Regions from separate parts of the Homo sapiens genome. Here regions 1 and 2 are each linked to region 3. Evidence: read pairs that join two places in POLR2A ChIA-PET (ENCODE). Cell type or tissue: HCT116. All regions are shown on one strand.

Region 1 (2,500 bases), 93 kb before region 3:
ACAGGGTTTCACCATGTTGGGCAGGCTGTTCTCGAACTGCTGACCCCAGGTGATCCACCAGCCTCGGCCTCCCAAAGTGCTGGGATTACAGGTGTGAGCCACTGCGCCTGGCCTCTGCCTCACTTTTCTAGAATCTCAGATGCTCTTCTCCCCAGGAAGAATTGGGTCAAAGATGGGTAAAAGTTATCAGCTCCAGGGGGAGCAGCGGGGACAGGGGACCACCATAGGAGGGAGAGGGACTGAGGCTGACCTGAGTCAGCCCACGGCCCCGTCTCCACTGCAAAGTCCCATGAAGGAAAAACGTGGCGTACCTGAAGTTATTCTACTAGGGCTCAGTAGTCAGAAACCCCCAAGACCACTTCTCTGTGTGGAGAAGGGCAGGGTTTTGCCAGAGCTCTTTGAAGGAGGGTGAGACTCACGTTTTGAACTCAGTTAATAAAGAAACAAATCCCCAAATGCCCTGTAATGGCCAGGCCCCCAACTCCCTGGAAAGCCTTGCAGAGTGGGCAGGATTCATGCTGAGAGGAAGAGAGTGAAGCACTGGGTCTACAGGATGATCCAAGGCTCATAAAGACATCAGTAGGAGTCTGTGAAGTGAAGCTGCTTTCCTGAGGTCAAGCCAGTTGTTTCCACCACACGGTTCTCACCTTCGTAACTCAGCAGTCTCTTGTCACCAAGCTAAAACCCAAAAGGTCCCTTTTTGGAGAATGGGATTTATTATTACCATAATATAGTGATCATTTCCAGCAAATTTTGAATGCCAGGGAAAACTACAGTTGTTAGGTGTGGAGAAAAATGTTCCCTCCAATTGCTGCCTTAAATCTCTCCACCAGGCTTTCATTCTCCCTTAGCATTTACACAACACTTCTTTGGAAATCCCAGCCTACTGCAGTCCAGCTAAGGAGAGCTAAGAAGGGGAATAAGGTGTGGTGTTGTTGATTTTTTTTTTAATTCAACACTTTATTCTTCATTTTTTTAGAAACAGGGGGCCATGCACAGTGGCCCACGCCCCTAATCTCAGCACTTTGGGAGGCCGAGGAGGCCAGATCACTTGAGGTCAGGAGTTCAAGACCAGCCTGGCCAACATGGTGAAACTCCATCTCTACTAAAAATGCAAAAAAGTAGCTGGGTGTGGTGGCGCATGCCTGGAATCCCAGCTACTCGGGAGGCTGAGGCAGGAGAATCGCTGGAACCCAGGAGATGAAGGTTGTAGTGAGTCGAGATCATGCCACTGCACTCCAGCCTGGGTGAAAGAGCAAGACTCTGTCTCAAAAAAAAAAAAAAAAGAAACAAACAGGGTCTCACTCTGTTACCCAGGCTGGAGTGGAGTGGTGCAATCACAGCTCACTGCCGCCTCAAATTACTGGGCTCACGTGATCCTCCCACCTCAGCCTCCAAGTAGCTGGAATTACAGGCATGAGTCACAACACCAGTGTGAAGGGAATGAGTTTTAAAAGAGGTATCACACCTTGGCCCCCGGTTCACCAGGGGCCAAATGAAGGACAGTGTAGGGATGAAGCTTCATGAATAGGCAGAGCTACCTCTCCCTACACATGTGGAAGGAGGAGAGAGAAGCCAGGGCAGTGCTTCTTATCAAAAGGCACTACAGGAGGATCCCGGGGCGTAGGGGTCTGGTCATGATTTCAGGCCTTCTTCAGGATCCATTAAGCAGACCTACCGACTGAGGGAAGAAGTAGGGTTTAGGGTCAGGCAGAGTCCTGATCCCCAGGGCCAGTTTCTGTGGGGCAGGAACATTCCCCCGTAAGAGTGGCTCCTCTGAAGAATGTGCCCTCTTACAACCTCCCCTAAAACTCTGCCCCCTCCAGGCTGCTATTTTTGTCTTTAGGGGTAGGGAGCTAATGGGAGGGAGCAGCCCCCCAGTGAACCAGGCAGGGGAAGAGCTAAGAGGTGAGCTCCCTTGGGCCAGCAGCTGAGAACATCCCACTGAATCAGAGACTGCTGAGTGGCCCCCGGAAAGCTCTCCAGAGAGAATCCAACCCCGTTTGTAGAAAAGGAAACCAAGCCAAAGACAGAACTTCCCGTCTGGCCTTGTAGAGTAAGGATGTTTCTCTCTAGGTTTGGTTGCTTTTCTTTACTCTGAACCAGAGAAACCAAGGCCACATCAGCAGAGAAATCAGTTCCCTTGTCCAGTCACTGCTTTCCGCTGGCTCCTTCCTAGTGGGCTCCAGGACCAGCCTCACTCTCTCTTTCCCTTTGCAATCTTAGTACCTGCAGGATCCCCCCTCCTGGGTGTGAGTGTCCCAAGAACTAACTTCTCTCCACTTTTCAGCCCTGCACTCAGGGAGGGTCTATTTAACCACACCCACGTAGGCAGAGAAAGTTGCAGATGTCTGCAGTGCTCCAGTGGAAAAGACCCTGGTGTTGAAGATGTCAGACTGCACTGATTTTAGAAAACCTTTCTCCTAACATTGTACCACAATGTTCTCCAACTTCCGTAAGGAAATGAAATTCAGTTTCTCAACAAGTCTTCTCTCACCTC
Region 2 (2,500 bases), 85 kb before region 3:
ACAATGGCCTCCTATAATTTGTGTTTAACATTTGTCAGGTTAAAACCTTGTCAGTGTGACAAACTGGAAACAAAATTGTGTCGGGCCACTACTAAACCACACCCAAAATACCTGTGTCATCAATGTTTGCAAGCAGAGAGCAAATGCAGCCCACCAATGGCCACCTAGAGCAGCAGCTGCTAGAGGCAGGAAAGTCTGGAAGAGACCCAGGGCTTGCAGGCTCAGCCAGGATCCCCCTGCTCCTCAACAAGGTCTTTGGGCTCTTTCAGAGATGCAGTTGGCCCTGAGCTCTGAGAGGTGGGGAGGGAAGGGGCTGAGAGGCTGAAGGCCAGGCCACACCAGATAGTGACACACCACTGCCCTTCAGGTTTCCCAAATCTAAGTAACTTCAAACTCTTTGAAATTCTCCCAAAGCTAATGTGTCTACCTAAAAGAAAGATGAGACAAAATTAACATAGAGAGTTTATTTGTGCCCAGGTTGAGGACTGTAGCCCAGGACACACTTCTAAGTTGCCATGGGGAGTGCTCCAAGAACAAAAAGGAGGCTCAAGTTTTTAAAGAAAAAAGAACAACTCAGGAGATGGGGCGATTGCAGAGTTGTCAGGAATCCTCATTGGTTTACAGAAATAACATTGGTTAGTGATTGCCCACACAGTGTTGAACTATAGGGTGGATGGCATCTTATGGCTAATTGGCCTCAGTTATTCTACAGCCACATAGCAAGTGGCTTCAAGAGGTAACCACTTAGCTGAAGGGGAAGTGAGCCATGACTGCTGTTCTGTTCTAAATGTTCTCTGGGCCTGATAATTTAAAGGCTCACCTTCCTCAGGAAAAGAAATGTGTTTGTTGTTTGTTTGTTTGTTTTCTTTCTCAGATAATATTTTAGAGATAGTAGCTGAGGCTTCTTCTCTGTTTGTCCTCACTTCCCAATTCCTCATGCAATTGCTCTTTTCTTTCCAATCCAGCAGCCATACAGATTTCTAGAACACCCCTCAGAGAGGGCAGAAATTGAGCCGCAGTGTTTTCTAAACAGCTGCCTGGTCCATTCGTGGGTCATGAAACCCATGTGGTGGGTCACAGCTAGCATTTTCATTGTCAGTGAGACAGAATGGAGTGAAAAAGCCTCTGCCTGCTTTCCACACCAGAGCACGTACTTTTATCACACGAACTATGACTCAGACACCACAAACCCAGACCAGGCCTCCAGGTCAGAAGTTGACTCCCCTGAGGCCTGTGGTGAGACTACAGCATGACTCAGACCCCTGAGATTTCAAATTCTTGCCAAAATACAAAAAGTGAGATTCTTCCCGCCAACTCTCACTCATCATATAGAGCTACTCAGTCCCCTGACCCACCCCCAGCTCAGATAGGCTCACAGTGGCAGGCCCACTCCCCTGGCAGCTGAGTCCAGTCTGATGAGCCATCACTTTCCCAGGTTGCTGGTCCTAGTAGTCAACAAAGAGAGTCAAACTCTGTAAAATATTTGAAGAGATTTATCCTAAGCCAAATGTGAATGACCATGGCCCGTGACACAGCAAACGGCCCTCAGGAGGTTCTGAGGACACGTGCCCAAGGCGGTCAGGGTGCAGCTTGGTTTTATATGTTTTAGGAATGCATGAGACAGCAATCAAATACATTTAAGAAATACATTGGTTTGGTCCAGAAAGGCAGGACAACTCAAAGCGGGGTAGGGGGCAGGGTTCAAGGCTATAGGTAAATTTAGACATTTTCTGGTTTACAATTGGTTGAGTTTGTCTAAAGACCTGGATTGATAGAAAGGAAATGTCCAGGTTAAGATAAAAGATTGTGGAGACCCAGGGTATTTGAAGTCTTATAGTGGCTGCCCTTAGAGACAATAGATGACAAATGTTTCCTATTCAGATCTTTAATAAAAGGTGCTAGACACTTAGTTAATCTCTTTTTTTTTTTTTTTTTTTTGAGATGGAGTCTCACACTCTCACCCAGGCTGGAGTGCAGTGGCGCGATCTCGGCTCACTGAAAGCTCCGCCTCCCAGGTTCATGCCATTCTCCTGCCTCAGCCTCCCGAGTAGCTGGGACTACAGGCGCCCGCCACCACACCCAGCTAATTTTTGTATTTTCAGTAGGGACAGGGTTTCACCATGTTAGCCAGGATGGTCTCGATCTCCTGACCTTGTGATCCACCTGCCTCGGCCTCCCAAAGTGCTGGGATTGCAGGCGTGAGCCACCGTGCCCGGCCAGTTAATCTCTTTAAAATTGGGAGAGCCTGGAAGAAAAAGCTCTAGCTATGTTAATAGAGATTTTTTACAGATGCAAATTTCCCCCACAAAGGACAGCTTTGCAGGGCCATTTCAAGATATGGCAAAGAAACATGTTTTGGGATAAAATATTTTTATTTTCTTCCCTGTCTCGTAATGTTATGCCAGAGTCAGGTTGGAAAGTAAGTCACGATATATAGGGTTAAATAAAACCCATCTCATGAGAATTCATTGTTTATAGGGCATGACTCCCCAGACCCCTT
Region 3 (2,500 bases):
GCCATTATCCTTAGCAAACTAACACAGGAATAGAAAACCAAAAACACATGTTCTCACTTATAAGTGGGAGCTAAATGATGAGAACACATAAACACATAGAGGGGAACAACACACACTGGGGCCTATTGGAGGATGGAGGGTGAGAGAAGGGAGAGGATCAGGAAAAATAACTAATGGATACTAGGCTTAACACCTGGGTGACAAAATAATCTGTACAACAAATCCCCATGACACAAGTTTTTCTGTGTAACAAACCTGCACATGTACCCCGAACTTAAAAATTAAAAATAAAGAAGTAGTGAAGTTGAAGATAGATCAAAAGAAATTATGCAATTCAAAGAATGAAAAAATGTTTGAAAAAAATGCAAACAGAACTTCAGAAACCTATAGGACACTATAAAAAGGTATAATATTCTTATCCTTGTAGTCTCAGAGGGAGATGAAGAAGAGACCAATGTATCTAAAGACGTAATAGCTAAAAACATCTCAAACTCGATTTAAAAAAAAAAAACCATAAATTTACAGACTCAAAAAGCATGGCAAATCAGAAAGAAGATAAATTCAAGGAAAATGACATCCAGACACATCATAGTTAAATTGCTCAAAATCAAAGATGAAAATACTTGAAAGAAGCTAAAAAAAAACTACACATTATTACAGATTTCTTACCAGAAGTTAAAGAGACCAGAAGAGAAGGAAACGACATGTTTAAAGTGCTGAAGGAAAGGATCTAGCAATGCAGAATTGTAGATCCAGTGAAAATATCTTTCAGGAATGAAGGCAAAATGAAGACATTTAGATGGAGAAAAACTAAGAAAATTATCTGCCACTGAATCTGCTAAAGGAAGTTCTTCAGCTCAATAGAAATGACACCAAAAAGAAACTCGGGACTTAAAGAATGAAGAAAGAGCAACAGCCTCATCTGTGAGTAAAGATGAGGTGGCCCGGCACAGTGGCTCATGCCTTGTAATTCCAGCACTTTGGGAGGCCGAGGCGGGTGGATCACCTGAGGTCAGGAGTTCCAGACTAGCCTGGCCAACATGGTGAAATCCTGTCTCTACTAAAAATAGAAACATTAGCGGGGCGTGGTGGCGCATGCCTGTAATTCCAGCTACTCCGGAGGCTGAGGCAGGAGAATAGCTTCAACCCAGGATGCGGAGGTTGCAGTGAGCGGAGATCACGCCACTGCTCTCCAGCCTGGGTGACGAGAGCGAAACTCCATCTCAAAACAACAACAACAACAAAAGATGAGGTAATTTTCTTTCTTTAAGTACTTTAAAATATGTATGGCTGTTGAAAGGAAAAAATGTATGGCATTGTCTGGGCGTGGAGGGCTAATATATGTAGATTTAATTCTATGACAACCATAAAGGAAAAGTCAGTGGGTGAGATTTAATGGACATCTATAAATGTAAAGATTTTATATGAATGATAAAAAGTTAACTCAAATAAACTATGAGCTGCTAGGTACGTGCGTTGTAATCATGAGAACAATTACTTAAAAATACAGAGATATCCAAAAGCTAATGGAGAAATCAAAATGGAGGCCAGGCACAGTGGCTCACGCCTATAATCCTGGCACTTTGGGAGGCCAAGGCAGGCGGATCAATTGAGGTCAGGAGTTCGAGACCAGCCTGGCCAACCTGGTGAAACCCCGGCTGTACTAAAAATACAAAACAGCCAGGCGCGGTGGCGCACGCCTGTAATCCTGCTACTCAGGAGGCTGAGGCAGGAGAATCGCTTGAACCTGCAAGGCGAGGCGGAAATTGCAGTGAGCTGAGATTGCGTCATTGCACTCCAGCCTGGGCCCCAGAGCAAGACTCAGTTTCAAAAGAAATAAAAAATAAATAAAAAATTTCAACTAATATTTAAAAAAAGGCAGGAAAGGGAAATGAAGAAAAACTGGGAGAGAAAGAGAGTACGAAAGGCAGAGGATAGGGGAAAAGGCATGCAAATTAGAAAGGAAAAAAATGGCTCTATTCAGAGACAACATGATTGCTTATGTAGAAAAACCACCAAAAAAATCTACCAGAGTAAGTGAGGTTTACAAGTTCAAGGGTATATATACAATTTCTATATACTAATAATAGAAAATTAGAGACTATTTAAAAGCAGCTCTATTCATAAATGCAGTAAAAAACATAAAATACTTAGGTGTAAGACTAACAAAATGTGGGAACTGAGAGCTAAAAACTAAAAAACAATAATGAAATAAATAAAAAAGATTTAAATAAATGGACAAGTATACCATGTTTATGGATTAGAAGACTCAATACCATTAAGATGACAATACTGTCCAACTTTTCTATGGATTTAATATAATCCTAATTAAAATCCCAGCAGGATTATTTGTAGAAATTGACAACCATTTTCAAAATGTATGTGGAATGGTGAAGGAACTAGAAGAGTCAAATTTGTTTTGGGAAAAAAAGAGACAAAGTTGGAGAACTCACACTACCTAATTTTAAGGCTTACTATAAGTTTACAGTAATCAAGAGCA

The links. ChIA-PET counts read pairs that join two places held together with the same protein. Peaks named below come from ENCODE experiments on the same cell type or tissue, not always from the same donor. Only the 100,000 strongest peaks of a DNase experiment are listed, where the experiment ranks them.
Region 1: POLR2A ChIA-PET joins it to region 3 with 11 read pairs; 20 of 35 experiments call an interaction of 5 or more read pairs at or near these places.
Region 2: POLR2A ChIA-PET joins it to region 3 with 23 read pairs; 20 of 35 experiments call an interaction of 5 or more read pairs at or near these places.

What each region holds. Positions count from the first base shown.
Region 1 is chr7:48,091,491-48,093,990 of GRCh38, reverse strand. All of the region lies in intron 2 of UPP1 (uridine phosphorylase 1), which reads right to left. Among named protein-coding and RNA genes, the nearest start is that of UPP1, 3.5 kb to the right of the region's middle. In HCT116, no CTCF peak of the experiment used is centred here; a DNase peak (open chromatin) is centred at 1,400.
Region 2 is chr7:48,083,840-48,086,339 of GRCh38, reverse strand. No RefSeq gene overlaps it. Among named protein-coding and RNA genes, the nearest start is that of UPP1, 4.2 kb to the left of the region's middle. In HCT116, no CTCF peak of the experiment used is centred here; a DNase peak (open chromatin) is centred at 1,229; H3K4me3 peaks cover 894 bases; H3K27ac peaks cover 703 bases.
Region 3 is chr7:47,998,880-48,001,379 of GRCh38, reverse strand. All of the region lies in intron 6 of SUN3 (Sad1 and UNC84 domain containing 3), which reads left to right. Among named protein-coding and RNA genes, the nearest start is that of HUS1, 21 kb to the right of the region's middle. In HCT116, no CTCF peak of the experiment used is centred here; a DNase peak (open chromatin) is centred at 1,029; H3K4me3 peaks cover 1,350 bases; H3K27ac peaks cover 1,260 bases.